Regions from separate parts of the Homo sapiens genome. Here region 1 is linked to region 2. The links are chromatin contacts, found by Hi-C or POLR2A ChIA-PET in ENCODE. All regions are on one chromosome and are shown on one strand. Each heading gives the region's core, a stretch centred on a gene start or an enhancer-like site at or near the end of the contact. The rest is flanking DNA. Distances are from core to core; before and after follow the strand shown. Region 1 overlaps MLH3 (mutL homolog 3). Region 2 overlaps PROX2 (prospero homeobox 2).

Region 1 (2,700 bases), core at 3-2,502, 170 kb after region 2:
AATGAGTCTTACATAAAAATTTTTGCTTATAAACAAAATTACTGACAAAACAAAAAAAATTGTTTCACAACAACAATTTGTCTATGTTCCATGATCAAGTCCTCAAATGATATCTTGAGGAAAGAACTGGTAAACAAATGCTCATCTATTATACACCCTGTTTATAACATGCACAGTACATTCTGTGAAAATACACTGAGGAGAGAACATCCATGCGGGGCCAATGAGGAACTGTTCCTCCAGTAGAAGATGTGTGGCTTTATCTAATGATAACAATTTCATTATCACCACCCTGAATACTGTGCCAAAGCTACAAGTCAGGGTTTCTGAGAGTGGTAAACACATTCACTGTTCTCACATTGATTATACATGTTTAATCCAAAATGCCTGAGTTCCCAAATGCTATAAATTTTATTTCTCCCCTCTACATTAAACAGTAATTTCCAAATACATAATTTGGAAATATGCCCAGTTTCCAATCATAATTACAAATTAATATAGTCTTGCATGCCCATACCCAGCTTAAATAAAATTCAAATTTTATTTTTAACTAATTTACTTATTTTTTAAGAGATGGAGTCTCACTGTGTTGCCCAGGCTATAGTGTGCAGTGGCTAGTCACAGGTGCAATCAGCACACTATATAGCCTTGAACTTCTGGCCTCAAGTGATCCTCCCACCTCAGCCTCCTGAGTAGCTGAGACTATAAGTGCATGCCACTGTACCCATCTTGAAACTCAAAGTTTAAAATAACAGGCAAAGAAAGGCTGGGCGTGATGGCTCACACCTGTAATCCCAGGACTTTGGGAGGCTGAGGCGGGCAGATCACCTGAGGTTGGGAGTTAGAGACCAGCCTGACCAATATGGAGAAACCCCATCTCTACTAAAAATACAAAATTCGCTGGGCGTGGTGGCAGGTGCCTGTAATCCCAGCTGCTCGAGAGACTGAGGCAGGAGAATTGCTTGAACCTGGGAAGCGAAGGTTACGTGAGCCGAGATCATGCCATTGCATTTCAGTCTGGGCAACAGGAGCAAAACTCCATCTCAAAATTTAAAAAATAAGAAGAAGAAGAAGAAAAAAAAAAGGCAAAGAAAAACTGCTACAGACCCACCTCTGGATAACGGGCAAATACTGGATTGTCCCATTCTGAGAACAAAGACTGAAGCGATTCGCTACTAACAGTATCATCCACAGTATCTAGGGCAAAAGGGAACAGGTAAAGTTGGCATCCAGAACCACAGGGAAAGGAGGGAATGGCATTTCCTGTTTGGTGAGCCATAGCCTCAAGACCAAAGGTCACGTACATTGTTTCTATGTTCTACAAATGTTCAGTGTTTGCTGTATCTCTAAATTATTTTGATCTGTTACTTTTTAAACTAGAGTTGGTGACTGTATCTTCTGGCATTACAGCTTTTCTCCAAACTGTTAAAAGAGATATTGTGGAATACTGACAGAGAAGCTATGGCTCAAATTTATAGCCTTACTGCCTTTAAGCAAAATATACCTTATCTATTTTTAAACATACACACAAAATTGATGTCTGTAGCTTTTTTTGAAGAGTTTTGCTTACATAAAACTACAGCAACTTGGAGTGCAAGTCCAGCCTTTTTAAAAATAAGAAACATGTCCCCTAATCACAAGACACCACAGACTATGCATAATCAGCAAATATTGACCTCAAGTCTGGAAAAGTAATTTCTGACCTAAATGCATGCGCTGAATTAATTAGTTCCGCTGTTAAACAGGGCCGTGGGGAATTCCTGATTCCAGTACAGCACAGCTGGCACTGATCAAGCTTAATGCAAGCCTGCTTTGTTTTTTGAGTTAGGTGGTACGATGTGTACTGTGTGCCCCAGCACTCTCTGCCACCCTTACCTCTGTTATCCTGTCTCATCACAGTCCTCTCTGCTCGAGCTCTCGGAAGGAAAGGAAGAACAAGGTCGCTTCTAAAAGGTTGACACCTGTACTGAGACCCTAAATATAAGAAAGAAAAACCTAGAAATGTGAACTTAAAATACAAGTAAACTCTTTAAAAATTTAATCACATAAAACCTCTTTCTGCACAAACTGAGTCAAGACATAAAGCAGACTACTAAACACTAGATTGAGAATCAGAAATCCTTTAATGAAATTATGCTGTCCATATAGGACTCTATATTAATGCTTAGTTCCATTATCTATTCATACCAGACAGAATGAAGACCTAGAATAGGTCACTGTGATTCTCACTGGGGGGCAATTTTGCACGAGGGGACATTGGCAATGTCTTGAGACCCTTTTTTTTTTTTTTGAGACGGCGTCTCGCTCTGTCGCCCGGGCTGGAGTACAGTGGCGTGATCTCGGCTTACTGCAACTTCCGCCTCCCGGGTTCAAGCAATTCTCCTGCCTCAGCCTCCCGAGTAGCTGGGATTACAGGCATGCGTCACCACACCCGGCTAATTTTTTTGTATTTTTAGTAGACATGGGGTTTCACCATATTGGCCGGGCTGGTCTCAAACTCTTGACCTTGTGATCCACCCGCCTCGGCCTCCCAAAGTGTTGGGATTACAGGCGTGAGCCACTGTGCCCGGCTTGAGACACTTTTCATTGTCACAACTTGAGTAAAGGGTTCTACGTTCTACTAGCATCTAGCAGATAAAGGCCACGGATGCTGCTAAATATTCTACAATGCATAGGACAAACCTTACAACAAAAAATTAC
Region 2 (3,059 bases), core at 454-2,953:
GTCTCGAAAAACAAAAAACAAAAAACCAGAAAGCAATTGTAGAAATAAGCCTGGGGTTCAGTCAGGGAGATCTGGGCTAGAAATGTAAAATTGAGGGTGGTCAGCATGTGGCTGGATGAGGTCACGAAGGGAGTAAATGTAGACAGAGAAGGGAGGAGGGCCAAGGTCCAAGTCCTGGGACACAGGGACATGAAGAGGCTGGGGGCATGAGCTGGCATCAACCAAGGCAACTGAGAAGGAGCAGTCAGAGAGGCAGGGGGAAACCTAGGGGTGTGCGAGGTCCTGGCAACCAAGTGAAGTAAATGTTTCTAGGAGGAGGGAGAGGCCAAGTCACAAAGGGATAGTAAATTGGCCATTTGAATTAGTAATGTGGAGTCACTGGGAATCTTGATCAACAGTTTTGGTGGAGTACAGGGAGAAAAAAGCCTGATTGACGTGGATTTAAGGGAGAGGACAAGAAGAGGAGTAGGTGACATTGAATCTGACAACTCTTTCAAGGAGTTTTGTAAAGAGGACAGAAATGAGACAGTGCTGAAAGAGAAAATGGGGTCAAGAGAGAGTTTTTCAAGATAGGCAGAATAACAGCATATTTGTAGGCTGATAACAATGTTGCTGCAGAAAGATGAAATATGTTAATGTAGGCAAGAGGGGGAGAATTTCTGGAGCCATGTGCTTGAGTAGGAAGGAGGGGAAGAGATCTAGTGCACACAAGGAGGGATTGACTTTAGACAGGGGAATGCTCAGTTCATCCATGCAGCAAAAGGAAGAGCAGTGGAGGCACACCAGTACAGGCAGGTGGATAAATGTGATGGGAACTGGTGGAAATTTTCTTTTGATTGTTTCCATTTTCCCCATGACATTGCCACTGGTATTAATCTTCTAAAATGTAGCTAGCTCTGCTTATGCCCCTCTATGGAATCAAAGTCTTTGCTAGCTTCCTGTGGACTAGAAGGTTCAGATGTCTCAGCTCTTCACAAACATGGTCTCGATCTAACTCCTTTGGAGCCACTACCCTCAACAATTGCCTGTGTCCAGCTGTCCTGGACTTTGTGTTCACTGAACAGGCCAGGCTCCTTCCAGCCTCCGTGTCTTTGCATTTACATTCTCTTGGCCCGACCAGCCCTTCTCCCACTTTTCCACGGACAAACTCTTATTCCTCTTTCAAAATCCAACTGAAATGTCACTTCCTCTCTGAAGTGATCAATGCATCTTCCCCTTTGGTCTGTGAGCTCCCTCTTTGTGTTCCCAAGTAGTGCCTGACTGCCAGATGTTACCAGATGTTTGCTAACTCCATTGAATAAATTGTCCATAAATACTTCATTTATATTGATTTTTGTCTCCTCAATAGACAATACTTTATTTCAGATCTCTCTAGCACCTAGCATGGAGGCTTGTGCATGGAACAAAATCAATGCAGACAGAAAGACAGACGGGTAGATAGAGTCATTGAGGAGAAGAGCATAGAACCACTAAAGCTGCTGAATCTCCCTTGTGGGTTATTCAAGGTATTGTTTCTGAGGTTCCGTGTAGTCTGTGTGCTCCAGAAGACAGATCTACTAGGGTAACAGATGGGACCAGTGTGTTTAATGAAGCAACAATGAACAGAAATATCTTGAGGCCAGAAACTGGAAATCCAGCCAGACTCCACTGTGGCTGGGTACCCAGAGATGTTTACGCCCATGCAATCATGGAAACTCTGCCTCTGGGCTGCTGAGAAACAGGAAACCTCTGTGCTGAGGCCGGCGTGCTGCCCACAGCCCTTTATCTGGGTAAGTCTGCATGAAGCAGTGATGCTTTCTGTTTGAAAATTAGCTACTAGCACTCTCATATTCACTGATGGAGGTAGCAATTGTCATAATCCTTTAAAAATAGCTTTATTGCATCTCTTAGACGATGAAAGTAATGTAGGATCATTTTACTTCCCAAATATAGAAATGTATTAAGAGGAAAAGAAAGACACTCTAATGCCACTCCCAGAGAAAATCAGTTAAAATTTTGGTGTTCATCATTTTTGCCAAGCTCTTTTCTCCATGTACAGAGAAGTTTATAATTTCTCGTAATTATATATATATATATATATATATATATATATATATATATATATATATAAACAAAAATGGTATTATAGATATATAGTTTTATGCCTCCATTTTTAAATCTTTCATGTGGATGAATATCAATCTACAGCAACGTTGTGAAAGCTGATAATATTCCATTGTATAGATGTACCCTAATTTACTTAACAAGTTCTCCTTTGATAGATTCCTTCTTATATTTTCACTATTATAGAAGCATAGACAGGCCGGGCGCGGTGGCTCACACCTGTAATCCCAGCACTTTGGGAGGCTGAGGCAGGCGGATCACGAGGTCAGGAGATCGAGACCATCCTGGCTAACACAGTGAAACCCCGTCTCTACTAAAAAAAATACAAAAAATTAGCTGGGCATGGTGGCGGGCGCCTGTAGTCCCAGCTACTCGGGAGGCTGAGGCAGAAGAATGGCGTGAACCCAGGGGGGCGGAGCCTGCAGTGAGCCGAGATCACGCCACTGCACTCCAACCTGGGCGACAGCGAGACTCCGTCTCAAAAAAAAAAAAAATAAGATAGTATGGAGATAGATGGAGAACATAGACCCACAAATCAGACTGCCTAGACTTGAATCCCTAGAGCCACTTAGCTAAGTTTGTGACCTCTCCGTACCTCAGTTTTCTCATCAGTAAAATGGGCATAACCATAATATCTATGGTTATTGTGGAATTCACATCTGGATCCAATAAGTTAACACATGTTATATTTTTAGAACAGTTCCTGGCACTTACTTATTGCTGATAAGTTGTAGCTATTGTTATTATGAATAATATTGGGATTAACACTCCTACATATTTCTTTGGGGACTACATTTCTAGAAGTGAAAATATTGCATCAAAGGCTGAGACTACGTTAAACTGTTCTACTTCTTTTCCAACTGTCCTCCAGAAATGTACCAACTGACTGGGGGTAGAGAGGAGGGACTGAAGCAGAACCTTCAACTTTTTTTTTTTTTTTGAGATGGAGTTTAGCT

What was found. Hi-C counts contacts between places; a loop is a spot of excess contacts on that map. ChIA-PET counts read pairs that join two places held with the same protein, here RNA polymerase II (POLR2A). Pooled maps may share reads with other maps.
Region 1: POLR2A ChIA-PET joins it to region 2 with 25 read pairs in activated CD4-positive, alpha-beta T cell. The contact joins two enhancer-like sites. A Hi-C loop is called at or near these places in 5 of 50 pooled maps. POLR2A ChIA-PET finds 5 or more read pairs at or near these places in 2 of 52 experiments (HEK293T and activated CD4-positive, alpha-beta T cell).

Annotation. Positions count from the first base shown.
Region 1 is chr14:75,040,504-75,043,203 of GRCh38, forward strand. MLH3 (mutL homolog 3) reads right to left here. Exons shown (of 13, transcript NM_001040108.2): 3 at 1,876-1,974; 4 at 1,112-1,197. Among named protein-coding and RNA genes, the nearest start is that of MLH3, 9.6 kb to the right of the region's middle. Within about 2 kb of position 1,253, at least 5 of the 41 ENCODE cell types and tissues checked have a DNase peak (open chromatin) inside an H3K27ac peak, as active enhancers do.
Region 2 is chr14:74,866,253-74,869,311 of GRCh38, forward strand. All of the region lies in intron 2 of PROX2 (prospero homeobox 2), which reads right to left. Among named protein-coding and RNA genes, the nearest start is that of PROX2, 8.4 kb to the right of the region's middle. Within about 2 kb of position 1,704, at least 7 of the 41 ENCODE cell types and tissues checked have a DNase peak (open chromatin) inside an H3K27ac peak, as active enhancers do.